Regions from separate parts of the Homo sapiens genome. Here region 1 is linked to region 2. Evidence: read pairs that join two places in POLR2A ChIA-PET (ENCODE). Cell type or tissue: PC-3. All regions are shown on one strand. Each heading gives the region's core, and the rest is flanking DNA. Links, peaks and the distances in the headings are about the cores only. Region 1 has its middle 81 kb from the start of LINC01036. Region 2 has its middle 73 kb from the start of PDC.

What was found. ChIA-PET counts read pairs that join two places held together with the same protein. Peaks named below come from ENCODE experiments on the same cell type or tissue, not always from the same donor. Only the 100,000 strongest peaks of a DNase experiment are listed, where the experiment ranks them.
Region 1: POLR2A ChIA-PET joins it to region 2 with 5 read pairs; 1 of 35 experiments calls an interaction of 5 or more read pairs at or near these places.

The regions. Positions count from the first base shown.
Region 1 is chr1:187,004,028-187,019,971 of GRCh38, forward strand. No RefSeq gene overlaps it. Among named protein-coding and RNA genes, the nearest start is that of LINC01036, 81 kb to the right of the region's middle. In PC-3, for the core only: a CTCF peak has its summit at 7,127 (motif pointing right); no DNase peak of the experiment used is centred there; H3K27ac peaks cover 2,205 bases.
Region 2 is chr1:186,526,493-186,542,436 of GRCh38, forward strand. No RefSeq gene overlaps it. Among named protein-coding and RNA genes, the nearest start is that of PDC, 73 kb to the left of the region's middle. In PC-3, for the core only: no CTCF peak of the experiment used is centred there; a DNase peak (open chromatin) is centred at 9,389; H3K27ac peaks cover 2,023 bases.

The DNA of each region.
Region 1 (15,944 bases), core at 5,565-8,064, 470 kb after region 2:
GGAGCTCAATGGTTAAAAGTCAGCTTAATTAAAAGTTAACATCCAAGATGTGTATACATGGGTGTGCATGTGTGCATGTTTGTATTTAAAAGGCCTTCATGTTTTTGTTTTTGTTTTTGTTTATTTCTCTCCTAGGACCTTGTCTTTTTGAGCAAAAGTTTTTTTCTTCTCAGTTGACTCAATTCTGTTTTCTTCATTAACAGCTATTGCAACATAAGTTACACAGGGATTTTTAAGAAAAAAATGTAATTTAGACAGTTAGAAATGTCTCTGTTTGGAAAAAAATTTAAGTGCACTGTAAAAACATCACATAGTCTAGCCTCATAATAATTCTCCCTTTTTGAAAAACCCAAGATTCAGTGTGGGTTCTGCCCAGAGCTCAAAGATCCAGTTAAAAGACAGGTAGTCAATATCTAAGTAAAGTTAATCTCCTTATACAGTCCTACATTAAATTTCTATAATTTTATGTTTGATCTGGCACATCCATATTTAATCTCCTTCTAGCACCACCAGACTTTTTCTCTGTGTACCTTGAGATGTTAGTCTTGCCATTTGATTTTTCACCTCAGAGTTATTTCCTTTAATATGCAGATTTAGGGCTACTTAGCTGACAAGTGCCAGAGCAATAAACCAGGTTATCAAGAGTTTGCAAGTCTAAGATAGGAAAAAGGAGGTCTTATGAATCTATAAAATATATATCTATTGGCATGCCTAATATGTCTATGTATTTATGTCTTGTGTACACCATGTTTCACATAAAAGAGTTCTAATTGGTTGTCTCAAAGAAAAACAAAAGTTCTTAAATATTTTAACATAAAAAAGGAATGCTTTTTCAAGTTTATGTGACTAAACTAAGATCTTCAATAAGTAAGCTAGCTTTAACAATTATTGATAAAATAATATTAGAAATGTCTTAAGAGTTGCCAGCATACATTTTTGTTTGCATTTATTGTTCAAGCAATTTCATACTTACTTCTGCCAAATACTATAAGGTGTCAAAATTTGGCATAAAGGCTACAAAACTATAACTCAGCCCCAAACGGACTGATCTTTGCTTGTGTAATAAATAAAACATTAATATTGGTTTAATGAAGATAGCTGCATCTTCAATTATTTAGTAAAATACCCTAACTTCTAATCTTGTGACCTTAGGCAGTCTAGTCCACAGACGTGAAGGAAGTTTGTTCTGGGAAAGGGCTGTTATCGTCTTTGTTTCAAAGCTAAACTATAAACTAAGTTAATGAACAAGAATAGCTTGGAAGTTAGACCCAAGATGGAGTAAGTTAGGTCAGATCATTTTCACCGTCTCAGTTATAATTTTGCCATGGTGGTTTCATAACTTTAAATAATGACTATCACAGTTTTTGTAAATAATCTAGGTAAATGATTAAAATAAATAATTAAATAAATGTAATGGGATAAATACTTGTAAACAAATGTCATAATTTGGAACCTAAAGTTATATTAAATTAAACAGATATCTCAGTATTCGGGTATTTTTCAATAAAAATATATTGTAGGAAAGCATTCTTTCTAAAAATTGTGTCTTTTTAAAAGGGTAACTAATTTTTGTCTAATTCGAAGCGTATTTAAAGTTTATATACAAAAAAAGGTAAGAGAAACCAGGAAATAAGAGAGATATAAAGAAAGTTATAAAAATAGAGTTTTAAAGATTATTGGTAAAATAAAAATATCTTCAAAAATGTAAACATTTGGTCTAAATTATGCAGGTTGAATATTAGGTTTGCTAAATGCTTTAGGTCATAAACTGCTTCTTTAACTTAAAAATTGTTCAATTTGTTTTGGAATGTTAAATTCTAGATAAGTCCTGGGGACATATAAAATATGCAAAAAATTATTAAAGAAAAAAGATTTCATATAAGAAAAACTCTTGCATGGTAAATTCTTGTCCTAAAGTAAAATAACTGCTTGTTTAAAAAGAAGAATGTTTAGTGTAAGAATTTAAAAAAAGAAGAAAGAAACACAAAAAGTGGTTCGATGGTTAAAGACAGGTGTATTTTAGAGAATAAACCTGAGAGGGGTTTTTGGCTGAGTTAGGTCAGAGGCCCTTTCTCCTATAGACTAAGAGTTTTTAAGGATTCAGGGCAGGTGAGTTTATCAGAGGCTTGGACTGCTTCTGTGTCTCTTTGTTGTGCTTATCTGGAAGGGAGAGCTATGTGTCTGTTCCCACACATCTTTGTGCAGCTGCAGGCATATCATCATAGAGTCTGCTTTTAGCTTCCCTTTCTCAGCGCACCTGAAGGGAAAGGAACACGCTTACTAAGGCCCACTGTTTTACTTGGCCCAATGTATGAGAATGAAGTTTGGCAGTTACACAAGAGACTTCCCCTACACCTCCCTCTATGCCTGAGCTGTCTTATTGTGTCTGGATTGGTTCCTTCCAGTGGGTTCTTGGTCTCACTGACTTCAAGAGTGAAGCCGCTGACCCTCGCGGTGAGTGTTACAGTTCTTAAAGATGGCGCGTCTGGAGTTTTTTGTTCCTCCCAGTGGGTTTGTGGTCTCGCTTGACTTCAGGAGTGAAGCCGCAGGACCTTCGCACTGAATGTTACAGCTCATAAAGGTAGTGCAGACCCAAACAGTGAGCAGCAGCAAGATTTACGGTGAAGAGCAAAAGAACATAGCTTCCACAGCACGGAAGGGGACCGCAGCATGCTGCCACTGCTGGCTCGGGTAGCCAGCTTTTATTCCTTTATTTGGCCCTGCCCATGTACTGCTGATTGGTCCATTTTACAGAGCGCTGATTGGTCCATTTTACACAGTGCTGATTGGTCAGTTTTTACAGAGTGCTGATTGGTGCATTTACAAACCTTTAGCTAGACACAGAGTGCTGATTGGTGTGTTTACAATCCTTTAGCTAGACAGACAAGTTCCCCAAGTCCCCACCCGACCCAGAAGCCCAGTCAGTTTCACCTCTCCTTATCTGTGCTTTATTGTCTACTCTTTCTGTCTGCTTGTTCCTGGAAGAGAAGTGATTTCCTTGAAATGTATGAGGTTAGCAAGAGAGCTGGAACTTAAAGTGGTGGTGTTTGTCCAAGATGACGGTGCTCCTGCTCTGTCATTTAGGACAAGTCAGAAAGTCAAGGCATGTCATAGCTTGTCTGTGAAAGTCATGAAATAATTTATGAAAAGGGAATTTATGCAAGAAATGTTGTACAACTTAAAGGTGATTAGGCCTTCTAAATGCTTTATCAAATGCCACTGTGACTCTTACCTGTACAAATTGCCTGCTTTACAGCTAGATAAGGCCTGGGACACATGGAGTTAGATGCTGGGATAAGTCAAACCTTATCTGCGCTTCTGTCTAGGTCCTAGGCTCCACACCTAGTACATAATTAAAATCCCAAACTTACCAAGGTTTTCACCAAAAGTAAAGGTTGCTAAGAGTTAACAATGTAATGTGTATTTAAGACTACTGAAGGAATAGTTTATCTGTAAGGTGTGTAAGGAAAGTAAAATATACTTTTGGTAAACAGATTATAAGGAGGCATGAGAATGTGGATTTGTGCCTAGATTAAAAGCCTAAAGGATTGTTTTAAATTGGATAAAATAAAGATGAAAGTTTAAGCAAGTTGTGGAAGTTTGATGTAAAGGAAATTCTGTGTGTAAACATATTGGCTGAAGTTAAAGGAGTATTATCCAGTTTTTCTGTAAATTGAGCATTAAAATAAAAACACAACAGGTTTCTCTTAGGAGCGCTAATGTGCTCTTTAACAAAAATTGTAAAAGGTTATAAAAGGTCTATAAAAATCTTGCCTTATGGTCAAATATTAAAATTTGGTAAATATGTCTATAATGCTTTATTAAGAATTGAGTTTAACATTAATAGTACACTAATGTAAAGGTGAAATTTGGTTTATTTGGTACCAAAAACCATACAGGAAGCATTGACAAATATAAAATGGGGTCTGGCTTTCTTTGGGCTGTATTTGTATAAATATATCATTAGTATGTGTTCCAAAATTGTGGGAAACTCCTATAATTCTATATCTCTTAGTGTATGTTATTAATAATTAAAATTTTTATGTTAAATTATTTTGTGCCACAGAGATAACAGATTTCCTTGTCAATTGTGTCTTTATGGCTACCCTAAAACTTTTTGTCATCCATAAACAATTGTTGTCTTGTTTTTGTCCTCTTTAGAGGGTGGCTTTATAATCAGCTATAAAGTTCTAACAGGTGCTCTTAAATGCAGGTTTCTGATAACTTTGGAGATTGTGACATCAGAATAAAGGAAAAACGTTCAGGACTCTTGAAAAGCTAAAATATTTGTTAATATTAAGCAGGACAGGAATTAACTTCATGAACTGAACTAACAGGAGACTGAAATGATCTTTTTGACTTTTTGCTTAAAATGTTACTAATCTTTTATTTTGCTTTTCAGAGTAAAGGAAACTTTTCTTTTGAGCTATTAACAGCTTTTAACAATTAAGTAAAGTATACTCCACAAAATTTGAAGCATATTTGTTTCTCTCTACCTGATTCTTCCAAATATCTGAAACTATTTGTGAGTATTCTTAATTTATGGCAATATAGTTATTTGCATAAGTGCAATAAGAATCTGTTTTATTTTGTAACAGAACACAATTTTTAAAAAACTGGTTATTTTACCAAGGCTTTGATTGGAATGCTATGCTCTCTCTTAGGGAATCAAACTTGACTTCTGGCACCAATAAAGCCCTTGGAAAACTGGCCTCATATTTTGTGTACACAGTCCCTGTACAGGGTTTCTGATCTGTGGTAAGTAAAGAATGTCACTTTCTTACAAGCCAGGGACCTCAAGTTATCTTGTAACCTTCAGAGGAAAGGAACTCACCCAACTCATAGGTATTTGATGGTACAAATCCATGGCAGGGCTCAGCTTTAAAAAGGTCTTATATCAGATTCCTTCTACAGAACAAAGTTCCATCAAAGCCAGTTTAAAAGGACTATGTGAAAAATAGTTATTCTTGCTGCACTGTATCCAAATAATTAGGCCAACTATAATAAAGTAAACCAGTCCTACTATGATTTGTCTTTTAATAAAAATGGGAAACTGAAGAGAGAAAAATGTTTCAAAAGCTATAGTATACCTGTTGTTAAATTCTAGGCTTGCCTGATGTTTTTCAATTTTTATTATTTTCTACAGTTTGGATTAAATTCTAATTTTTCTTGCTACAATTCTCCAAAATAATGTTTTCAATTTTTTCCTTTCTCTTTCCCTTTTCCCCCATTTTTCCTAATTGGAAATAACTGAGACCTAAGCTGTGCTTTCCTAAAGCCCTGTGAACTGAAGACTCAACAACTTAAACTTCAGAAGAAACCACCAGCAACCTATTTATGGGTTGCTGTTGCATACTATTATGCTTCAGCAGGAACTTCCTCTAAGCCCCCAAAACAGGGAGTGCTACCAGGAACAAACTGATCTCTTCCACTCCAGCACTGAGTTTGGTGCCCCATAGCAATGACCCTCTCTCAGCAGGAAGTTGCCAGAAAGACAACTCCCTACAATTATCATGGTAAATAAATTTACAAGCATGATAGAAATCATGCGCAAATTGACAGTGGGGATTGCTGCAGGCCAGGTCTCACTATTGCAGGCCTCCATAACAACTGTTTCAGCACCGACTGAGTAGTTAAGTTGAATATTAAAAGCTGAAAAAGCCAGTGCCCTGTAAAGACTGAAATGTAACAAAAGCCCACCGAGAGTTTTGCCTAGGTCTTTCCTGGACCTTAAAGCATGATAAAATAACAAAGGAATTCTTAACAGGATCCATTTAGAATTCAACAAGTTTTATTGGGGATCTGAAAAAACTCCCCAGGCCTCTACAAACTAGTTTGTTGGGGTTCTAAAGGAACTCCCCAAACCTGAGTAATTTAGAAGCAGACGAGATAAGGGTAATCACCCCAGCACCTGGACCCATTTGGATTAAGTAAGTTTACTGAGGCTCCAGAGGAAGTCTTTAGGACTTAGACCTTAGTTATGGATTAAAAGAAGTTAATCACTTATGTCTTTAGATAAATGCACACTTAAATGTAGAAATATAGCTTAGAAGATATATAAGCTCTGGAAAACTTTGTAATTTTGAGTTGCTCTGGTGATAATTTCCAGGCCTTCTCCATGTAACTTGTTGCAGAAATAAAAACTCTCTTCCTCCCCAGTTCATCTGCATCTCATTATTGGGCCACAGAAAATAGCAGCCTGACCCTCAGTTTGGTCCAGGAACATGTGACTTCAACCCTGTAATAGCTATTTCAGATTTTTGACCTCCACATCTGTAACAAAGTAAATTCATGTTGTTTAAAAAGATACTAAGTTTGTGGTAATTTGTTACAGAACCGAAAGGAAACTCATACATCTTCTTTGCAGCATTTACAAAGTGTCTCTCCTTTTATTTGAATTCTCCTACAAGTTAGAACAATTGGCTTTTTAGCTTCTAGAAGAGGTTTCTGAACAATTAGTTTGCAATGGTACACATGAGGTATTTAACTCATTGTCATCAGTAAAGAGGTTTGTGGGAAATGGATTCAGCATATGAATATGAGAAGGAAGAATGGGGGATGGGAGCATAACCCATTAGAGCTTGCGGGAGATTTTACAGGGGGGAAATGGCTTCAATTTGGGAGTTTCCCAAGCAATTCTGATAAGACCCTAAAAGGGACTTTTCTCACTCATTAAAAACCATTGACCTCGTAATAGGACTAGTAAGGACCTGAGCAATTCCAGCTAACTGCAGTTCTAAGAGCTCTACTTACAATGACTCATTTATTTCTCACAATAGCCCTGTGAGGTAGATGCTATTGATGATATCTCCATTTTACAAATAAGGAAGTTGACACATAACATAGATTTTACTTAGTTAGACATTTTGCATGCAATAGAATTGTTAACAGTGAACTTGTTGCCAAATGTAAAATATGTAAATATTTATGATTGCAGAATTACGTTATGTTCAAATTTTAAGTTTTTAAAGGTTTCTCCTGTGTTTGTCTTCACCTTGATACTTGGTTACTAGGTTGCCATTTAGAGTAACAACTGGTAATGTAGGTTATAAATGACTATTTCAAATATCTTGTTCATCAAAGTTTTAAGCAGTAAGCTAAATTTGCGTTAAATGTCCACTTGGTGGCAGTTCTTCATAAAAAGTACAAGTTGGCATATAAAGCTCATATCATTGTGTCCACAAATTTATAAAGACAAAATGAATCATTTATTTTGGGTTGTTTAATAGTGATTCTTTGGGCTTTTTTTTTTTAAAGGGGATGGGACCTGTACTGTATTTATCATCCTTTCAAACCAGAAAGAGAATCTCAGTAGCTTAACACATTTGAATTATGATATACATCCCTTTAAATGAGAACTTACCTTGAAATGCATTTTACAAATAAACCAATCACAACATACACAGATAGCAGTTGAGCACATGGGCAAACTTGTAAAACTGTTTTTGAATCTTTAAAATCAGGCAATAATAATAAATAATAATAATAAATCTTCCAGAAACTTTATACTAAAAACATTCCAAATTTTTTAGGAAAGACTGACAAAATATTGTATATGCCATGAGTTTACTACATTTAATCGCATGACTCTTTGCAATATGCTTAACACTTTCACATTAATGACAAAGTTCCTTCCATTAAGAATTTCTAAGGCTATGATTTGAAGGCCAAATCAAAGTTATCAACTTATTTACTGCTGTAATGTATGGGAGAAAATGTATTTTTAAAAATGTGTTTAGTGCATTTATCAGCAGATACCCACCATCAACCCTGATGGTAAGAACTAAGAACCAACCAATAGAATGTATAATACCTGATGCTAGGAAATCCCCACCTCAGTACAGCTTATTCACATGCCATTCTCTTCCTCTTCTTCTTTAATTACTTTTTTTTGGAGGTTGTGCAATAAGTTGTTAAGATACTAGTCTAGGTGTTTCTAAGACATGACAGATTCTTACAAATGCCCCATCTTCTAAATATCATAGGCAAATGTTATAAGCTCTCTGGTTCACTAGTTTTTGTTTTTGTTTTTGTTTTTTTCAGAGATAAAGTCTTGATCTGTTGCCCACAGTGGACTCAAACTCTTGAGCTCAAGTGATCCTCCTGCCTCAGCCTCCACAGTAGTTGAGAGTGTAGGCGCAGCACCAGGCTTGGTTTCCTAGCTTTTAATATGTAAATACGGTGATTCCTGAATGTTAAAATGTACTTTAAAATGATCAGTGCAGCAGTTTGCCCTAATCATGAAAAAAAAAAGATCCTGGTACCATCCCTCAAATTTAAATGTTAACAATGTCACATATAATGGCTCCTATTTTAGCTATTGAAGTTAATTTATGAACTGAATTTTTGAAATATATTCAAATGTAGTTGAACCTTGATCCTATTATAGCACAGTTAATGCACAAAGCAAATAAGATAAATAACATGAAGCCTATTGAAGTACTTTATACATCAATTAGCTATTTCACAAATCTAAAAGGTGAACTCCCTAGTGATATATTATTCACAACAGTTTTGATGACAATTTGGAAGTATAAAATGTTAAATATCGACACTCTATCTTATTTTATATCTGTATTAAATTTCAGCAAATTTTAATTTATTTCCTTATCAGAAAAATATTAAGGAACTATAAAATCACTTACTGATACTAGTGGATAGAAACAAGCATCATCAGTTAATCAATCAGGGGGATTTTAAATAAGCATCCACCCAGTGCTGACAATGTAGTGGATACTCAGTGTCTCCCTGATTCATCAATTCGTAATGGTTGTTTTTACCCACTAGCATCAAGCATTTGTTTTTCAAAAAGTTACTGCAAGGAAAACATGAACAAACATCAATAACTGACTGGTTGGTTTTTGTTGTTGTTGTTGTTGTTTTTGTTTTTTGTTTTGCCAACCAGGCTGTCTCATTGCCTGGAATTCTTACACTAAGTAAGAGTTTAGGTATTAAAGAGGCAGCTTTATATTTCAGGTAGGCAGTGACAGGGTGTGCTTGCTGCTCTTCCCAATGTCTTGCCTCAACATAGCCAAACCCAGTTTTATTTCATGCCAAAGGCATTTAATGGAAAAAGAGAGGCATAGTTTATACTTTAATGAAAGAATTGCTATGTTTTGATTTGATTTCTACTTTGAGCTATGAAACAGATAGAGGTTCTTTAATCTCCTAAAGAAACAAAGAGAATTCTGCTATTTGTTATTTTTAAGCAGAAAAAAAGGAAGAAAAAAAGATTTGTGGAATATTTCTCATTTACATTTATTTTACAATCATAGTGGTGGTATTAGCTAATATAATGTGATCATGAAATAAAGGGTTTTACTCACAGTTGCATAGATTAGTGAAAGAAGGACCTAATTAAAATATTTAACCTGCCATTTATATATTGTTTCCAAGTGGCAATTATTACCCAGATTTTCCTTTTAAAAAGGACTATCAAAAAACTATATTTTCCCCCACCAAAATGGCTAAAAACAGATTTGCATATTTTGCCAGCTTAGCCAGTGGGATGAGCCGTGACTGGGTTTCAGCTCCCGGTTTTCTCTGTTTACAGAAATATTAAGTACCCCCAAATCCTGGTTCTCTGGTTAAGTCAAGCATTTGGGTTTTCTCTCTAATTTTTTCTGCTAACACTATTTATTTAAATAAAGTAAAGGAAAAACATAAGGAGGAAATAAGAGAGGTTGGGCAATGCTTATTAGACATATACACGTCAGTTGTAATTTCAGGAATGCTTCCTTGGTGATAATATAAAGTTTACACATAAAGTAAGGCCATTCATGTCTTTTTCTTTCATGCCAGTTTTTTTTAATCACATGATTCAAAATGGGAAGAAATAATATCTTCCTCTGTTAAGTGCCTCAGTGTCAAGAACTGTGGTGGCACTGAAATGTTACCCTTGCTACAGTCTAACAAGTTAGCTTGCCCCAGTTTCATAGATGCCAGCAGAGTACATGACTCTGGGATCAGAGACAAAGGAATTTATTACTCACGGCACAGCAAGCAACATAAACATCATGTTCACATGATCTTCCTTGCCCTCCAATTCCATGGAAAGGGTAATGTTGAACATGCCCAGATGGATGACGTGCACGCAGTCAGTTTGTGTCGCACTGAGTAGCATCAAGCTTAGGAGATCCACAATATTATAAGGGAGCTAACAGCAAACCCACCTAACCTTTGCCTCAAAGGAAGACTATATCTTTATTATGCTCAGAAGGAAAGAAATATGCCCTGTGTCTCGGAGGGAAATATTACCTCTATTTTTCAAGGCTCTTTGCTCTACAAATATACTTGGAAAGATAGTCTGGAATAAAAGCTGTCACAAGATGTGTAAAAGTGTGACACAGTCATGGAGAACTGTCTCCTAACATAGGAGATACACACACATATACACATACAAACATGTACACACATACATGATATCTATATGGTATGCATATATGGTATATGTATACTGGTGTATATATAGCATAAGTAAATATATGGTATATGTAAACATACATGTGGCACATATAAATATATATGGTGTATATAAACATATACATAGTTTACTTTTCCTGAAAATCATGTAAAGCAAGCTTATAATTCTCGTTTTAGGTGTAAAAAAGCATTATTAGCCAAACGCCTTGCCTTATTTAACTGAGATTGTAAGGAACGGATTCCAAAATTCAACCCTTTGTTCTACTCAACATCCCATTCTCTATCTGGTCAACTAATGCACTAATTGCTGTGATAAATAGGGAAAAATATATCTATTCTGTGACACTGAGTTCTAGAAAGAGGGCCCTTTAACTTTTTATATTAAAATTTTAAAACATTCCACCAGAATTTAAAAAATACTGGTGTTCCTGCCCTTCTCATAATTGGCCTTATTACAAATTATATCACATGCAATGCCATTCAAACAAGTATGTAAAATGGTGGTCAATAAAGCAGTATGATTTTTTTCTCCTTCAATCAAACCAATTGTTAAATGTAATTATAATCTTGGAAGAGGCAGTTAAAAAGATGTTGAATTAAATTGAGCTCTGAAAATTGCTCACCTCATGATTCCTTCTGATTACATCTTGGCATAAATCCACCAAGTTTCAATATGTAATTTAAGGATAATGTATAATTGCTATTGGAACCAATGCAGTTTCTCCACATTCAAATGGAGGCCGATTTTATTAGTAATAACTGTAATAACTCTGCTAAATAGATTGTATGACTTTGCTGCTCATTAGGAAATTATTTTTCAGCAAGAACATCTTACTTTTATATATGTAATTCAAATTTTAAGTAGGAAATTTATTAATGAGACAAGTGTTTATAAAGACATATATTTTACAGATATTATAGTCTGGTCCTAATCAGACAATTATTTCCTATGGTGTTAAATTCAAGAGCTTATTTTTCATTGTCTTATTTTTAAAGAATCTTATCTAAAAGAGGCATTTTAAAGATACACAATGAAGTTTAGATCTATGGTAACGAAGTATCAGAGAAGTGGCATGGCTCCCTCCAGTTTCATCATGCAGCTACATATTTTATGAGAAAGAAATGTTTTGTATTAGAAAATCACTACAAATGTGTGCCCTAGACATTGGTATCTATCTGTAGTGGATAGTATCATCCACCAGAGAACTGAAATTAGTATACTTACCTAAATGGTAGCAACTCTTAAAAGAGGCTCTCTAGTGAAATAAATACAGAGAAAAGCTGGTTAAGATGTTTTCACAGTAGTTATATTGCATATTAAATAAGGTATTTGGTAAACTTCCTAATACTTGGAGAAGTCCTGAACACTTGTTAATAATCTTTTATTCCACTAGAATGCCAGAGATCGCAATCCTAGTTGTCTTTGTGTTCCCACATATTAGATAAAAGCCATTTCTCCATTTAAAAATATTCAATATTTCAAGGCCCCATGTGCACTTGAAGAGAGATAAATGAAGATCTCAGGATGAGATGGAAGAAGTGACCAATGGACTGAGGCACCAGAGAATGTGAGAGTGATGCCAGGGAATGAATGATGGAGATATAATGGTCATTGGCCCTAAGCTCTTATTCTCTGTGTCTTGGTGTCCTCATCTCTAAAATGAGAATGGTGCCTTCTTTTTATGTTTATTATAGAGATTAGCAAAATTATCTAGTTTGAAATTCTCACAAGTGGAAACTATCACATTTATGATTTCAGCTATCAAAAAGTTATTCTAAAAGTTATATAACATAGGATAATGCATATTTTTTCTTAAAGGTAGTTTCCTCTTAACATTTTTGTGCTACTTTCATGAAGTAGTATACATAAATCACCCAGCACTATATCTAGCATGTGGTATAGTATATACATATACTTTCTTTGGAAATTAGCACTGAATTGCATTACACTTGTTCAGTTTATTCAGCAATGTTTTTGTGCTACCATGTGGCAGATATTTCTCTAATTGTTACAAATACATCAGCAAATAAAAAGCAAAAAATATCCCTGCTTTCATACAGTTTATATTTTCTTTTATATTTCTTACCTGTGGTCTAAAGCTTACATTTTAAGTTGTAAGAAAATCATTTCACTTTTAGTAAAAGCAAATAGAAAATTAAAGAAAATAGGAAAAATGCTCAAAAGTGATTACATTAAAAGTAAGTGAAACCTGATGTTTCCTAAACGAAGCTTGGTTCATTTCTTGGTAAAGACAGGGTGGGAATGGCAGATCATCAATAAGAAAGCTGCTAGAGCTCTGAACATCTGGTTTTAAGATGGAACTTTCTTTATATTTCTAAATTATTATATAATAATAATAGTAAAAATACTTTTTTAGAGACAAGGTCTCACTCTGTCACCCAGGCTGGAGTGCATGGCACGATCATAGCTCACTGCAGCATCAAACTCCTAGGCCCAGGTGATCCTCTCATCATAGCCTCCCGAGTAGCTAGGACTACAGGTGTGTGCCACCATACCTGGCTTATACTTTTTTTCTGCCTAACTTTGTAGATAAATTTGATATTTGATTCTCTTCTTAAAAGATAATTTATATACAGTTAATTACATTTTACAGGTCTAGATCCAGGCTCAGAGAGAAGCTGCATATGTCAATAGAGATAAGCAACTCAATATTGGCAGAGGAACAGCACAAAGTAGATCTGACTTCTCACAAACAGTGCTTACTATTCCAGGTTTAGAAGGAAAATGATAATATTGCCTTTAACAGGCAATTGCAGCAGAGCATGACTGATGCTGAGAAATTCCTGAAAATATGCAACCTCCTAAAATTGGACCAGGAAGAAACAGAAGTGGGGAATAGACCAATAATGGGCAGTGAGACTGTATCAGCAATAAACACTCTCCCAACAAAAACAAAACCCAGGACCAGATGGATTCACAGCCAAATTCTAGTAAATGTGCAAGGAACTGGTACCAATCCTCATGAAACTGTTCCAAAAAATCAAGGATGAGAACATTCTCCCTAACTCATTCTACAAAGCCAGTATCACCCTGATACCAGAACCAGACAAGGACACAACCAAAAAAGAAAACTACAGATTAATGTCCCTGATGAACACTGATACTAACATAGGAACAGAAAACCAAATACTGCATGTTCTCACTTATAAGTGGGAGATAAATGATAAGAACTTACAAACACAAAGAAGGAAATGACAGACACCAGGTCTACTTGAAGTGGGATTGTGGGAAGAAGGAGAAGAGCAGAAAAGATAACTGTTGGGTACTGAGCTTAATACCTGGGTGGTTTAATAATACGCAGAACAAACCCCCATGACACATGTTTACATATCTAACAAACTTTCACATGTACCCCCAAAGCTAAAATAAAAATTAAAATAAATAAATAAAACAAAAAAAGCAAAAATCCTTAATAGAATTTTTGCGAACTGAATCCAGCGGCACAACCAAAATATAGTAGACCACGATTGAGTGGGTTTTATTCCACGTATGTAAGGCTGGTTCTACATCTGCAAATCATAAATGTGATTCACTGCATAGATAGAATTAAGGATAAAATTTAATCTTCATAGAGATTATGTTTCCTTGAAAAGAGGTAATTCTATTTAAAGTGAGATCTTGAGAATGAGAAATAGGATAAGGCAGCATAATCTTTGGTTCTATGAGTCCTAATTATTCTAAATATAATTTGCAACTTTATATATTTTGAATGAGCTATAACAGTTTGTTATCTTTTTACTGTGTGGTAAAGGGGTACTACTAGATCCATGATAAATCTTCAACAAATATGGATATATTCCTGATTTGGAATGACATTCATGCAGGAAAAGAGTTGCTGAGCTAGATGATAAAAAAAAATGGCTTGATGATGTATCTAGTTGGGTAATGTAGTCTTTCTTTTGGAAGCATGGTGGTTAGAATTAAAGATCCTGTTGATGGACTTAAGCCTGGGCTGAAATCCCAGCTCTACTAATGGATATGTTTATCTTCTCTAAGCCCCATTCTTCTCAATGTACAATGGTGATAACAATGATGACTACTTCATAGCATACTTTATGCATATATCTAACACTTAGTCATCTTTCAGTCCAATGTTAACTCTTATTAAAGAGTTCTTAATCTATTAGACACCCTATCACATGATACTTTGCTCAGAAGTCCACCTTGAAAATGTTTAGTATTTATGAAAATCTCAAATACTGATAATATTAAGAAATCCTAAAAATCTGCATAGAATAAAGAGATGACACACAATTAGTAAAGGGTAAGTCCATTTTGAACCTATCTTCTTTCATTTTTCTTATATTTACATTTGATATTTATATGTACACATGGAATAAATTCTTAAAATTTATGTTTTTCATAATTCTCTTAAGAAGAATTCATGCTCCCAATAAGAATGAAAACTACACATGTTGTTCCCTTGTTGATTTACATGACAGTCTAATTAAATTAATTCCTAGGGAGATAGGTGTGGGAAAAAAACAAAGGAGAATCTATGGAATGTAACAAAATTGGTTTTAGGCTTGAGTGTAAAGGAAACAAACCTGTTATGCAGATGATGCCATGGTGGCAAAGTACAAGATCCCAGTTTACAAGGTTTGCAAGGAAATTTCCCTGATAACATCAAAAGATAATGATGAGGCATTTATATACTAGGAGCAATCACCAATTATCATAATAGCAAATATTATTAGGGAGGAGTAGTTAGAAAATATAAGAATTACATGGAGTGTTTCCTCTCCAGGGAAATAATCTGAAAGTGCTGTTTGGGTTTCATCAGGCCACTCCAGAATACATAATTTTTAATGATGAGTATAAAGGGGATGATTTTCTTGTGGTATGCCAGTGACATTGCCTCCTCAAGAGACCTTTTTAATTTAGCTTTATGGAAAGTAATATAGCAGAATTCACCCAAATATAACGGCTTCGGGAGCCAACCTGCATATGTTCATAGCCTGGTTCTCTCATTTCCTAATGGTATGATCATGAGTATATTGTTTAACTTCTAAATACTTCAGAATCTTTATCTATAAAATAGAGATAATAATGACCTTTACTTCATAGGGTTTCTACTGATTACATAGGACAATTAATATAAAAAATTTAATGTAAAACATGTTTAATATATGCTATTATTACCCCTACATTAGATTAAAATGCCTTAAAATAACATAGCACTTTATAATCTTAAACCTTTTTTTCATGCCTCATTTCAACTCCAAATATCCTAAGGTAAGAAGTTCAGTGTGATCCTCTTCCCTGATGAATTAGCAAATTTAGATTCAAAAAAATCCAGTGACTTGCCCAATCATATGGTTATTAAATGAGGGACTGATTCTATAATGAAGTGTCTAGGCTAACAGACTTTCTCTTTTAACATCTTTACTTTGTTATGTATTCACCATCACCATGAGTGATGATTTTATCACAGGATAAATATTTGACAAGGTTAACACATGAATGGTATGGACAGCAAAGGCTATGGATTTAAAGGAGG
Region 2 (15,944 bases), core at 8,312-10,811:
CCAGCATCTGTTGTTCCTTGACTTTTTAATAATAGCCATTCTGACTGGCATGAGATGGTATCTCATTGTGGTTTTGATTTGCATTTCTCTAATGATCAGTGATGTTGAGCTTTTTTTCCTATGTTTGTTGGCTGCATGTATGTCTTCTTTTGAGAAGTGTCTGTTTATGTCCTTTGCCCACTTTTTAATGGGGTTGTTTGTTTTTTTCTTGTAAATTTGTTTAAGTTCCATGTAGACTCTGGATATTAGACCTTTGTCAGATGAATAGATTGCAAAAATTTTCTCCTATTCTGCAGATTGTCTTTTCACTCTGATGATAGTTTCTTTTGCTGTGCAGAAGCCCTTTAGTTTAATTAGATCCCATGTGTCAATTTTTGCTTTTTTGCCATTGCTTTTGGCATTTTTGTCATGAAATATTTACCAATGCCTATGTCCTGAATGGTATTGCCTAGATTTTCTCCTAAGGTTTTATAGTTTTGGCTTTTACATTTAAGTCATTAATCCATCTTGGGTTGATTTTTGTATATTATGTAAGGAAGGGGCCCAGTTTCGATTTTCTGTATATGGCTAGCCAGTTCTCCCAGCACCATTTATTAAATAGAAAATAATTTCCCCATTGCTTGTTTTTGTCAGGTTTGTTGAAGATCAGATGGTTGCTGGTGTGCAGTCTTATTTCTGAGTTCTCAATTCTGTTCCGTTGGTCTGTATGTCTGTTCTTGTACCAGTACCATGCTGTTTTGGTTACTATAGCCTTGTAGTAAGGTAATGTGATGGCTCCAACTGTGTTCTTTTTACTTAGGATTGTCTTGGTTATTTGGGCTCTTTTTTGGTTCCATATGAATTTTAAAATAGTTTTTTCTAATTTTGTGAAGAATGTCAATGGTAGTTTAATGGGAATAGCATTGAATCTGTAAATTACTTTGGGCAGTATGGCCATTTTCACAGTATTGATTCTTCCTATCCATGATCATGAAATTTTTTTTCCATTTGTTTCCTCTCTGATTTCTTTGAGCAGTGGTTTATAGTTCTTCTTGAAGAGGTCCTTCACTTGTTAGCTGTTGATGTGGTTTGGTTGTGTCCCACCCAAATCTTATTTTCAATTGTAGCTACCATAATTCCCATGCATCATGGGAGGAACCTGTTGGGAGGTAATTGAATCATGGAGGCAGGTCTTTCCCTTGCTGTTCTCATGATAGTGAATAAGTTTCAAGAGATCTGATGGTTTCATAAAGGGAAGTTCCCCTGCATATGCTGTCTTGCCTGCTGCTATATAAGATGTTCCTTCTGCCATGATTGTGAGGCCTCCCCAGCCAGGTGGAACTGTGAGTTCATTCAACTTCTTTTTATGTATAAATTACCCAGTCTCAAGTATGTCTTTATTAGCAGTGTGGGAATGGACTAATACAGCTGTATTCTCAGGCATTTTATTTTTTTTGTAGCAATTTGAATGGGAGTTCATTCATGATTTTGCTCTCTGCTTGCCTGTTGATGGTGTATAGGAATGCTAGTGATTTTTCACATTGATTTGGTATCCCAAGACTTTGCTGAAGTTTTTAATTAGCTTAAGAATCTTTTGGGCTGAGATGATGGGGTTTTCTAGATACAGGATCATGTCATCTGCAAACAAAAATAATTTGACTTCCTCTCTTCTTACTTTAATACATTTTATTTCTTTCTCTTGCCTGATTGCCCTGGCCAGAACTTCCAATACTATGTTGAATAGGAGTGGTGAGAGACGGCATCCTTCTCTTGTGCCAGTTTTCAAGCGGAATGCTTACAGCTTTTGCCCATTCAGTATATTAGCTGTGGGTTTGTAATATATGTCTTATTATTTTGAGGTTTGTTCCTTCAATATCTACTTTATTGAGAGTTTTTAACATAAAGGAATGTTGAATTTTGTCAAAGGCCTTTTCTGCATCTATTGAGATAATCATGTGATTTTTGTCTTTAGTTCTGTTTATGTGACGAATTACACTTATTGATTTGTATATGTTGAACTAACCTTGCATCCCGGGGATGAAGCCAACTTGATTGTGATGGATAAGCTTTTTGATGTGCTGCTGGATTTGGGTTGTTGGTATTTTATTGAGGATTTTTGGCATTGATGTTCATCAAGGATATTGACCTGAAGTTTTCTTTTTTTGTTTTACCTCTGTCAGGTTTTGGTATCAGAATATTGCTGGTGTCATAGTATGAAGAGTGCCTCCTTTTCAATTGTTTGGAATAGTTTCAGTAGAAATGGTACCAGCTCTTCTTTGTACCCCTGGTAGAATTCAGCTGTGAATCCATCTGGCCCTGAGCTTTTTTGGTTGGTAGGCTATACTGCCTAAATTTCAGACCTGGTTATCAGTCTATTCAGGGATTCAATTTCTTCCTGGTTCAATCTTGGGAGAGTGTATGTGTCCAGGAATTTATCCATTTCTTCTAGATTTTCCAGTTCATTTACACATAGGTGTTTATAGCATTCTCTGATGGTTGTTTGTATTTCTGTGGGGTCAGTGGTGTAATCCCCATTATAATTTCTGATTGTGTTTATTTGATTCTTCTCCCTTTTATTCTTTATTAGTCTAGCTAGCAGTCTATCTATTTATTAATATTTTCAAAAAACCAGCTCCTGGATTTGTTGATTTCTTGAAGGGTTTTTCATGTCTCTATCTCCTTCACTTCAGCTCTGATCTTGGTTATTTCTTGTCTTCTGCTAGATTTGGGGCTTGTTTGTTCTTGGTACTGCAATTCTTTTAGTTGTGATTTTAGGTTGTTAACTTGAGATCTTTCTAGATTTTTTGATATGGGCATTTAGTGCTATAAATTTCCCTCTTAACACTGCTTTAGTTATGTTCCAGAGATTCTAGTACATGGCCTCTTTATTCTCATTAGTTTCCAAGAACTTCTTGATTTCTGCCTTAATTTTGTTATTTACCCAAGAGTCATTCAGGAGCAGGTTGTTCGTTTCCATGTAGTTGTATGGTTCTGAGTGAATCCCTTAATCTTGAGTTCTCATTTGATTGCACTGTGGTCTAACAGACTTTTCGTTCTGATTTCAGCTCCTTTGCATTTGCTGAGGAGGGTTTTACTTCCGATTATGTGATCCATTTTAGAGTAAGTGCCGTGTGGTTATGAGAAGAATGTATATTCTGTTTTTTTTTTTTCTTTTTTGGATGGAGAGTTCTGTAGATATCTATCAGGTCCACTGGATCCACCGCTGAGTTCAGGTCCTGAATATCTTTGTTAATTTTCTGTCTCAATAATCTATTATTGTCAATGGGGTGTTAAAGTCTTCCACTATTATTGTGTGGGAGGCTAAGCCTCTTTGTAGGTCTCCAAGGACTTCCTTTATGAATCTGGATGCTCCTGTACACATATATTTAGGTTAGTTAGCTCTTCTCATTGAATTGAACTCTTTACCATTATGTAATGCCCCTCTTTGTTTTTTTAAAAAATATTTATTGGTTTAAAGTCTGTTTTGTCAGAAAGTAGAATTGCAACCCTGCTTTTTTCCGTTTACTATTTGCTTGGTCAATTTTCCTCCATCCCTTTATTTTGAGTGTTTTTGCAGGTGTGTCTTTGCAGGTGAGATGGGTTTCTTGAATACAGCATACTGATGGGTCTTGATTCTGTATCCAGTTTGCCATTCTGTGTCTTTTAATTGGGACATTTAGCCCGTTTACATTTAAGTTTAGTATTGTGAATTTGATCCTGTTTTCATGATGCTAGCTGGTTATTTTGTAGACTTATTTATGTGATTGCTTCATAGTGTCAGTGGTCTGTGTACTTCAGTGTGTTTTTGTAGTAGCTAGTAATGGGTTTTCCTCTCCATATTTAGTGTTTCCTTCAGGAGCTCTTGCAAGACAGGCCTGGTGGTGACGAATTCCCTAAGCATTTGCTTGTGTGAAAAGGATCTTATTTTTGCTGTGCTCATAAAGTTTAGTTTGGCTGGATATGAAATTTGGGGTTGGAAATTCTTCTTTAAAAATGTTGAATAACAGCCCCCAATCTCTCCTGGTTTGTAGGGTTTCTGCTGAGAGTTCTGCTGTTAGTCTGATGGGCTTCCCTTTGTAGGTGATCTGACCTTTCTCTTTGGCTGCACTTAACATTTTTTTCTTTCATTTCAACCTTGGAAAATCTGAGGATTATGTGTCTTTGGGTTGGTATCTTTGTGGAGTATCTTACCAGGGTTCTCTGCATTTTCTGAATTTGAATGTTGACCTGTTTTGCTATGTTGGGGAAGTTCTCCTGGATGATATCCTGACATGTTTCCTAGCTTGGTTCCGTTCTCCCCATCTCTTTCAGGTACTCCAATCAGTCGCAGGTTTGGTCTCTTTACATAATCCCATATTTCCTGGAGGTTTTGTTTGCTCCTTTTCATTCTTTTTTCTCTGTTTTTGTCCTCCTGTTTTATTTCAGAAAGATAAGACAGAGTCTTCAAGCTCTGAGATTCTTTCCTCTGCTTGGTCTATTCTGCTATGGATACATGTTATTACATTGTGAAGTTCTCATACTGTGTTTTTCAACTCTATCAGGTCAGTTATGTTCCTCTCTAAACTGGCTATTCTGGCTCTCAGTTCCTGTATTGTTTTATCATGATTTTTAGCTTCTTTGCATTGGCTTACAACATGCCCCTTTAGCTCAGTGAATTTCATTATTATCTACCTTCTGAAGCCTACCTCTGACAATTTGGCCATCTCAGCCTCAGCCCAGTTCTGTGCCCTTGCTGGAGTGATGTTGCAGTTATTTGGAGGAAAAGAGACACTCTGGCTTTTTCAGTTTTCAGTGTTTTTACACTGATTTTTTTCTCATCTTTGTGAACTTATCTACCTTTGATCTTTGAGGTTGCTGACCTTTGAATGGGGTTTTTGTGGGGTCTTTTTTGTTGATGTTGTTGTAGTAGTTTTCCATTTGTTTGCTTTTTATTTTTTTAACAGTCAGGCCACTCTTCTGTAGGGCTGCTGCAGCTTGCTCAGGGTCTGCTCCAGACCCTAGTTGCCTCACTTTTTCCTGTACCTGGAGGTATCACCAGTGAAGGTTGCAAAACAGGAAAGATGGCAGCCTGCTCCTTCCTCTGGGAGCTCCATCCCAGAGGGGCACTGACCTATTGCCAGTCCAAATGCACCTGTAGGAGATGGCTGTAGACCCCTGTTGGAAGGTCTCACTCATTCAGAAGGAATGGGATCAGGGAACTGCTTAAGGAATTAGTCAGGCTGCTTTTTGGTAAAAAAGGTGTGCTGAATTGTGGGAGGAAACACTTCCTCATCCAGACCATTTGGATTCTCCTAAGTAGGCAGGCTGGAACAGCTGAGTCAACTGATCTCTCCCTGGGATGGAGCTCTGTTCACATAACTCTGATTGGAGTGGCTGAAGCCCTGGCAGGCAGGTCCTGCCCAGTGAGGAGGAATGTATTGGGGTCCCACGTAAAGAAGCATTCTGGCCACTATCTGGCAAAACAGCTGTGCTGTGTTGTGGGGGTTCCTTCCTCATTCAAACTGTTTGGACTCTCCAAAGCTGGCAGGCTGGAATGGCTGAGTCAACCAAACCACAGAGATGGTGTCTGCCTCTTCCCCTGGGAACTTGGTTCCATCTCAGACAGACTCCAGACTGTTGTCATTGGCTGGCTGGAATTCCAAGCCAGTGGGTCTTAAGTTGTGAGGTGCCATGGAAGTGGAATCCATAGAATGATGCTGCTTGGCTCCCTGAATTCGGCCCTCTTCCTAGGCATATGTGCAGATGGATCTCCCACCTTGCTAGGGATCTTGGGGCTAAAGTATGTAAAACTCCCAGGTCTCTGTGTGTGCCTGAACAGCTACTCTACTGAGACTCCACACAGCTCTGTGTATTGGACCCAAGACCATGGTGGCATGGGCTCGGAAGAGGAGCTCCTGACTTGTGGGTTGCAAAGATCTGTGGGAGAAGCATAGTTTCCCTGGCAGAGTCGTACATCACTCACCACTTTCCTTGGCTGGGGGTAGGGGTTCCTTCGGCTCCATGACACTCCAGGATGGACCATCACCCCCACCCTTATTTTCTTTGTTCTCCATGAGTTGAGTTGTTTGCCTAGTCAGTACCAGTGCGAGAACTCAGATATTTCAGTTGAAGGTATTGAGTTCACTCGCCCCTTTCATTTCTCTCCATGAGAGCCACAGATTGCATCTGCTTCTAATCAGCCATCTTCCAGCATTCTTTCTTATGACTCCATACATAAAGTCTAGGGGGTCTAGATCTGTTGTTTATTGGTTTTGCTAGCTTTAGCTAATGTTAACTTTGCCTTTTCTTTATAAGCTTTTATTGTGAGCTACTCTTACTTTACTATGTGGCATTCAAGTGGGTCTAAATTAGGCAATAATTTCAACAGAGAGGCATTGCTTGTGCTGAGATCCAAAGGGTTCTAATAGCCAAGGACCACTTAAATTCTCTGTAAGTATCTTAAATCAGCTGAAAGTGAAGGCTCAAGCTGACACCTCAGTGCTAGTCTAAGGCTCAGAATCCCAATAGTGTTATACTACCAGTATCTGTCTCAGGGCAATCCAACTCCTCTGGGCAGCCTACTGTTTCCAGCTGCCAGCACTGGCCACAGTTAAACCTACCCACCACCACTCCTCTACTCAGAAAGATACTAACATAACTTCCAAACCTTTTGTAAGACTTACAGTGACTCCAAGACTCCATTCTATTCACAATGCGTAATTCTATAGGGGGAAGATCTCACAATAAACTTATTATACTACAGTGCTGGACACTAAAATTTTAAAGTCAATGATTAAACTTGATTCTATAGACAGAGAGGCATCTGTATGGCTATCAACATCTTCTTCTATCAGGGACATTCAGATAAGAGTACTCTGAAAATTTGCTGCATTCACAAAGAAAATTAACATTTTTGGGGGGACCTACTAAGTGCTAGTTGTTAAACACTCAATAAACACCAGGTAATATGTCAACACTTTATAACATTTATTTTTTCTATTTTCTATTGTTTCTAGTTCTCCTAATGCTATTTCTGACATCTCTACCTCTGATCATGGTTTTATTCTGTATTCCTGTTTGATTAAATAACAAATATAAGAAATCTAGAAGCGGCCTTTAAGGAGGAAAGGAACAGATGATTGTGTAAAAATGCATTCCATTTCTAAATAAACAAATGGGCAAAGTGGAGCAAAATCCCAAATTATTAACTGACTATTCCAGAACTTCATTTGAAAGTTTAGCTTTCAGATAGACCCATGGGAACTTATTTAACTCATAATGCAGCAGATTACTCATGTGTTCATTCATTCAATAAATTATTACTGAATACCTGTTATTTGCCAGACACTGAAATAGGTGCTGGAGATACAATTGTAATCAAAATAAAGTAGTTCCTGTTCCTGTGTAGCTTACAGTTTAGCTTGAGGTACAAACTATACAAATAATAACAATTAAAATGCAACCTTCCATGAAAACAATGGGAAAATAGGGTGATATGGATGCATACAAAATGTGAAAGGGTTAGCCTGGAAAAGGAGAAGGGACAATGAGAGGTTGGGAGAAAAGACATGCAAATATCCATAGGTAAGAAAAAATATATATTACCTTAGTGAAATAAAGAGGAGTTATGGGTGATAGAATGGAAAAGACTGAAGAGCCACTTTTGGGAAGGATGATGAATGATGAATCTGGAAATATAAATGAGATTGGGGTCATTGAAAGCAATATTGAAACATTTTGATTTCTCTAAGAACAATGGAGAGTCATTGAGGAATTTTATACATAGAGGTAATTTGACTAGATATGCATTTTTCAAAGATTCTTTGGCTACAGTGTGAAAAATGAAATGAGAATGGGGGTGGATAGGAGCCTGGGAAACCAGGTAGGATGCGTTTTCAGTAATTTAGGTAAGTGATGATGGTGATCTTTGCAAGGTTACTGGGGATAACAATGGAGGGAAATTGATGGATTCAACAATTTAAAGGTAGGATGTATTGCTTGTAAGGAAATGAGAGTTCAGGAGAACGGTTCAAGAGGTGAGTCTATGACTGATTTGGCTTAATCACTTCTCCGTTGGGGAAAATTAGATCTTGAGTTGCAGCTGGGAAATTTGGATCTTAGGAACACAGAAAATCCTTGCTGCCAGCAAAACCTCCATAACATATTTGCGTGAAGTAGGCTTCCTTCCCCCTTTTTTGTTTCTGACCCAGAAAGAGAGAGAGGATTCCTTATTTGCTCTCTGCCATTACTCATGCCCAGTTGAGGAAAGAATGTCATCTACAATAAAGGCATTAAGTAGGAGAAGCAAAAAGTCAAGGTTTCGGTCTGACTTGATAAAGATGAAGGAAAAAACAAGAGAGAACTGTGAGGTCACTGTTTCCAGGAGTTGAGAAAAATAGGGGTCCCAGCTTGAACTTATGTCAGTTACTGATATCCAGTTATGTCTGCTCATACTCATGACTGATAGAATGTATCCACCAGGAGCCTAATTTCGTGGCTGACCAGAGGTCACCTAGAAAACAGCACATTTAATGAAGTCAAATATTACAGAAAAAATGTGACTCCAAGTACAGCAGAATGTCTATCATGTAGAGCTTCAAAGTGTGGGCTCTAGAGCTATAGAGTGATGGTTAATAGCAAGGTTTTAAATTCCACCTTCACCACCTGCTGTATTTGGCCATAGGCTGTTAACTTAATCACTATATGGCTGGGTATTCTTATTTTTAAAAATGATAACTTCCCTAATTATTTGATACGGTTATTGTGAAGATAAAAGGAACTAATACATACAAAGCACTTTTAATAGTCTCTGATACATAATGACTCAATAAATATTAATTATTTAATATTAGCCATTTAAAATAACCAAGTATTATTACTTTAGCTCAGCTCTTCATGAACTCCAGGTCTCAATCTGGAGGTGGAGATGAGGATAGTAGGGAATAAAGTGAGACTATAATAATGAAGTAATATTCTTGACTAAAATCTTGCTAATATATTAGGGCAGAAGAATCACCAAAAAAAAAAAAAAAAAAAGAGTGTGCAATGCTGTCAGATGTGCCATGGTACCCACTGCTCTAGGCTGGGCCTGGAAGGCAGAGACTTACCCTGGACATCAGACGCAGTGTCCACACAGATCCCAGGCAGTGAGCCTTGCTAAAGGAGGCTAGGTCCCCAAAATGCAGGTCCGTCACCCTTGATAGTGTTTTCTTGGTGTTTTAAATGAACTTTCACTGTTTGTCATATAATATTTAGTTTTAGAGAGCCATATTACTGATAAAAATAGTATGACTTATTTTTGAGAAGTAAATAAGATAATTGGGGGCAATCTAAGCAAAGTCTTCAATTGTGTTTCTGCTAAAGTACGTGAAGTACATGCCACTTTCTCAGTAGGAAAGACTGTTGGCAGACTGACAAGATGAATCATTGCTGAAATGTATTCAAAAAGAATTATAGAGCAGAACCAGGGATAGAATCTAACAGGAAATAAGCCCCATGGGTCATTCTGAGTTATGTCCTTTTTAGTGAGTCTGTTTTAGTTTAAGTTTATTTGAATAATACTAAGATGTACTGTATTGAGCAAGGGAAAGACTCTCTGTAACATACGGGAAACTTTTATCACTCAGGTTTTATCGTCTGGTTTTTCACTTTTTATGCAAATTTTTTTCCCCTTCATGTTAGAATAATTTTGGTCAATGTTTTCTCAAGATATGACTAATTTTTATTTTATCGTCTTTAGAGAAAGTTGAAGAGTCACAGTACCTTTCTTTTATCACAATAGAACCTACTGCACACAAAATTTAAAATGTATCCTTGGTTTTCATCTGAAGTTTTGCAATATAATGCAAATTAATACTTTTTCATCTTCAGCTTTTTGAAATTCACTTTCCACACTGCACTTAGAAATGCATTTTTAAAACTAAAATATGAGCATGTTATTTCCCTGTTTTAGTCTCTTCAGTGGCATCCATTGACCTAAGGCTTACCAGGCCTGCCGCATCTGGCACTGTGATATTGTGAAATATTAAATACATTTGGTTTTCCTTCCCTTTTCCTGGCATACAGCTCTTAAAACTCTTGAAGTCTCTTAAGTGATATGTCTTTTTGTAAGCTGATAAGATGACTGATGGCTGGGGACTCCTGGAAAACTGGGGGCTACTAGATAGCCTCAGAATGGAGAACTGTTGCCAAGGGAACCAACCCTGCAATTTAAGATTTGGAACTTTTAGCTTCACTCTCCAACCAGGGTGAGTGAAATTTGGGTCGATCGCAAGTGGCTAATGATTTAGTCAGTCATGCCTATGCAATGAATCTTCCATAAAAACCTGAAAGGACTGCATTTGAAGAGCTTCTGGGGATCTAAACATGTGGAGGTTCCTGGAGGGTGGCACCCAAACAGGGCAGGGAAGCTCTCACATCTCTTGCCCTATGCATCTTTTCCATCTGGCTGTTCATCTGTATCCTTTGAAGTATTCTTAATAATAAATGGGTAAATATAAGTGAAGTGTTTTCCTGAGTTCTGTGAGCTCTTCTAGCAAATTAAACTCAAAGAAGAGGTCATGGGAACCCCTGCTTTATAGCCAGTCAGTCGGAAGAAAAGGTAACAACCTGTGGCTTGTGATTGGCATCTGAAGTGAGTGTCAGTCTTGTGGGACTGAGCCCTTACCCTAAGTTATCTCCAGGTAAATAATGTGAGAATTGAATAGAATTCCAGGACACCCCTCTGGTGTCTGCTGGAGATTTTCTTGATGTGTGGGGAACCCCTCCCTCACATCTGGTCACAGAAGCATTCTGTGCCGTATTGAATGAGTGTTAGAGAAGGAAAAACACTTTTTTTTCCCTGTCTGTATCAGATACCTACATACCACTTCAGCTTCAGCTCCCACTCTGATTCTTCTTTGTCTCTTGCTCAAGACACACAGGATTTACTTCCCTTCTTCAGTGTATAGTACAACCTTCTTTTTAGATCAGATATTAAAATCCAAATGTAGCAGAGGCAGATTAAAGTGAAGCAGATCAGGTATAATACGGTCAGGATTGCTGGTACCTGTGGCAAAATGGAGAACACATACTCTCATAAAAGCAGCTGCTACTTGGTTCAACTGATTGCTGCCATGTCTTAGATCCTCTAATTTTTCAAGAAAACTAGAAATTTGATTTTTTTCTGTAATCTCAAAGTTTTTCAATATCGGCAACTAATTTCTTAAGCACACTAAAAGTCAGTAAAGCATGTTCGGCTGCTATTTTTATTCGTATATGCAACCAAGTTGAAAACTTAAGATATTAATCTTCTCTGTTATACCCCTATTCCTAGGCCTTAGCCCTTCATCTTCTCAGGAGATTCCCCCACAGATTTAAATCCCCTTGATCTAAAGCTCTCACAGCTACCTTTATATTTCCTTTTGTAACATTCATCATACTTTTGTGAGTCATCATTGTCATTAATCTCTTATAAATTCCATGAAGTTAGAGACTATGCACATCTTTTAAAAATTATATCTAGAAGAATGCTTGGGATATAAAAGGGTATTAGGCTGGGCACAGTGGCTGATGCCTGTAATCCCAGCACTTTGGGAGGCTGAGACATGTGGATCACCGGAGCTCAGGAGTTCGAGACGAGCCTGGCCAACTTGGTGAAACCCCGTCTTTAAAAAAATACAAAAATTAGCCGAGTGTGGTGGCATGTACCTGTAGTCCTAGCTACTCAGGAAGCTAAGGTAGGAGGATCACTTGAGCCTGGGAAGCAGAGGTTGTAGTGAGCTGAGATCACACCACTGCACTCCAGCCTGAACAACAGAGTGAGACCCTGTCCAAAAAAAGAAAATAAATATTTGTGAATCTAACTGAAACATTATATTCATTATATTAATGTTAAATATACAGGATAAATATTATGCCCATTTTATAGTCTGTAAAACTATAACACTGTGGACTTAAATGACCTTTTTGAGGTCATTCAGCTTTTGGTAGTAAGTTCAGCTTCTGACTCAGAGATTATAGCTCTTGCCACCAGGCCTTGCTATGTTTCTTAGCCATCTTCAGATTTTTCATAATATTGCAAGTCTGAAAGTTTGAACGCTATAGATTGTTTAAAAGGAATTCTGAATATATGTTTTAATATTTGCTATATAGTCAACATTAAGTTAAAATGAAATTTAGGAAAGCAAAGACAAATAGCATTGCTAAAAGACATGAAGAATTTGTTTAATTTGGGAAAATGCTTTTTTTCTAGATTCAGTGCTTTTACCTAATATTAATATTTGATTAGCTTAAAATAAACATTAATTGTCCAGCCCATTCATACATTAATCTGACAGTTTTTTCTCCATTGCATTAGCTAAGAGTAAGCCTTGATCATCTAAAAAGCATATTTTTTTGTTTTTCTCATACTGGTTATGTTATTGGCATCCATCAATATGCTGCATGGATGCAAGGAAGAAAAGAGAAAAAGAAAAATTATATGGGAAGTGCAAGAAATAAAAGAAGTTGTAGAGCTGCTAATATAACTGGATTATCAGAAAGTGTCACTGGTAAACTGAGTTCTTTCTCTACTTTATGTTGGTTGCAAAGAAAGAACACCCAGTTGGAAAGACCAGCAAGCCACTGGCGAGAAATCGAGAAGCAGTGCACTCTCACTCTAAAGATCCCTTTTCCTCAAATCACAGAAGGAATGGGGTTTTTAAGGACTGTGTGAGAAGTGAGAGAGAAATGTTAGTATGTGCAGGGTGGGACTCCAGACGTACAGGCTCAACTCACAAACATACATAAACTCATACACACAAAATACAGAATAGCAGAGACTTTCTTTTTGGGGTAGGTAATGTTAGCATTATAATAATATATTAATGACTTATGCCAGCTAAAGGTAATCTGTTTCAGTTTGTGCCAGTTTGGGGGTCATATCTCCCTCTGGTATCTGGTCATAGGTCATAAAGCTCTGGTGCCATCCAAGTCCATATGGTTTCTTCAAGCAGCTGTGCCTATAAATAAGAGACTAAAGAAAAACAGTAAGGAAAAGAACTTTCCCAGTTATTTCATCAAGGCTTCCCTGGTAACAAAGTTAATAGGCAATTTTTGGTCATTTTCCAGGATTATTTTAAAATCACAGCTGGAAGGTACCAACGATTTCAAGGAGGCTATTTATTGCTACACTTCGGGACCGTGAGAAATGTTTATATTACTTAAATCAATATTGCTAATTCTAGTAATCTCTCTTAAGGAAATAAATATCTTAAAAATAGATAAATGGTTTTATAAGTTAGGGCATATCCCAACAATGTGATATTACAAATAATGATTAGTGATGTTTTGCAGGTATTCAATAATGCATGTGAATGGTCATTACATAGAGTTAAGTAAGTAAAAAAGGAATTCAAGTCTGTTATAAAATATTTCCCCCAATGCCAAAAAAAAGTAAAAATAAAAGGCTAAAATTAAATTTCAAAGAGGGGGCTTCAAGATGGCTGACTAGCAGCATTTCATACCACCTCCTCCACTTAGAAGAACCTAAATAGTACATGAACAGTGTGTTAGTCTGTGCTGCCATAAAGGAATATCTGAGGCTGGATAATTTATAAAGAGAAGAGGTTTATTTTGGCTTACAGTTCTGCAGGCTGTACAGGAAGCATGGTGCTGGCATCTGCTTCTAGTGAGGCCTCAGGAAGTTTACAATCATGGCAGAAGACAGAGGGGAGCCAGCATATCACATGGCAAGAGAGGGTGCAAGAAAGAGAGGAGAAGTTCTCAGACTCTTTTAAACAATCAGATCTTTTGTGAACTCGGAGGAAGAACTCACTCATTACCAGAAGGAGGGCACTAAGCCATTCATGAGGGATCTGCTGCCATGACTCAAACACTTCCCACCAGATCCCACCTCCAACACTGGGGATCACATTTCAATATGAGATTTGGAGGGGACAAACATCTGAACTATATTAGAATATGTTATCCCAGAGAGAACTTGAATTCAACAGAGAGGTGACAGGACACATTGAAAGCAAGAAAGGAAAAAATAAAGAGGCAGCCTGCTTGGCAGGGATTGCCTGGGTGCTAAAAGTGATTTCCCAGCACGAGGAAAGGATGAGTGAGAGACTTCTGGCAGCTAACGTTCCCATAGTGGAATCATGTAATCCTGGTCACGGGAGAACCCTTTGACCCTCCCAACCCCTGAAATTAACATAGGTAGCTGCCAGGAGACTGTGGGATGGGACTGTACTAGGGAGAGAGCTTGCACCGGGTTCCACACCCTATCTGAGACTTAAGTGGTTACAGCAAAGTGCTATTATCAAACCTAGCCTTTGGCAGACTGCACACTGCCCTGTGGCCCAGTGGTGCCAGAATTGAGATGTTATGGAAACTCAGGCTACTGCTGCTAAAACTAGAGAATGAGCTGAGTGTGCTCCTGGGGCTGGAGCTAAGAAGCAAGAAAAGTGTGGGCTGCAGCTCCTGATGCCAGGAAATAAGCACTACCAGGATTGAGACTGGGACACAAGTGGGGCATGAATTGCTGCTGGGACGTTGTCGTGTGCTGGGTGGGGGCTCCTGCAGCTGGGATGGAAGAGCGAGCTAGGCATGGGCTGCTGCTACCAGGGCTGGGGGAAAGCACCAAGTGTAAGAGTGATGCGTGTTCCCCACATGCTGGTTCAGGCTGTGGCCACGAACGATGGCCGCACTCTCTCTAGTGGCGTTCCTCAGCATAGCTGTTACTGCCTCTCATCCTAGCACTCCACCTGGGACCTGAAGATTGTTATGCCCCTGCCCACCACAGCTGGTGCCTGCTGTCACCACTGGGTGGCCTGAGCACAGGCCTGTCTACCCTGGTTTCAGCCCTCCCTTCAGGACAGAGAACATAGCTTGGGGTCCTGGAGATTGCCCAATTCAAGCTACCACTTCGGGCATCTCAGCACTCCTTGTGGAGCCTGCGGTTGGACCTAAACTCCCAGCTGCTACCACTTCAGCTGGCACCTACCTGCAAGTGCCATCTTTAGGCTTGGATATTGGCCTGTCTAGTCCATCGCAGCCACTACCAATATCAAGGCACACTGCTTGACCCAGAGAATTATTCTCCCACTCTTATTGTCATTGCCTAAACCACACTAGTTGCCCAGGGGCCTGAGAATCCACTCACTCATTCACCTGGTCCACTGCTGCCACTACCAGCATCAGAGCAAGCCACCTGGAGTCCCAAGAATTTGCTCACTGCTAACTGCCAACAGAAATACCAGTGTACACCACCCTGGGGCACAAAAATAGGCATGCTCAGCCACTGATGCCACCACTGGGGCCTGAAAACTGGCCCACCTGGCATCTCAGCCACCAGCACAACTTCACCACAGCATCCTCTAATAACTGTACTTTAGCATACTGAGGAAATCACAGATGCCATTAATGCTGTTTACAGCCAAAGAAATCATACAGAGACTACACTACTACACACACACACAGAATCAAAGGCAAAGTACCCTATCAGACCAACACCATAGATATATCTTCAGGAAAAGTCCTCTTTTACAAGAGTTAATTCAAAAATAGGAAGAAGTGACTGTTACACCAGATGCACAGATATCAACATAATGACCCAGGAAATTTTAAAAGCAAGGAAAGGCCGGGTGCGGTGGCTCACGCCCGTAATCCCAACACTTTGGGAGGCCGAGGCGGGCGGATCATGAGGTCAGGAGATCGAAACCATCCTGGCTAACATGGTGAAACCCTGTCTCTACTAAAAATGCAAAAAATTAGCCGGGCATGGTGGCGGGTGCCTGTAGTCCCAGCTACTCAGGAGGCTGAGGCAGGAGAATGGCGTGAACCTGGGAGGCAGAGCTTGCAGTGAGCCAAGATCGTGCCATTGCACTCCAGCCTGGATGACAGAGCGAGACTCCGTCTCAAAAAAAAAAAAAAAAAAAAAAAAGAAAAAAAAAAAAGCAAGGAAATATGACACCTCTAAAGAAACACAATAATCCTTAGGGAATAGACACATCTTAATCAAA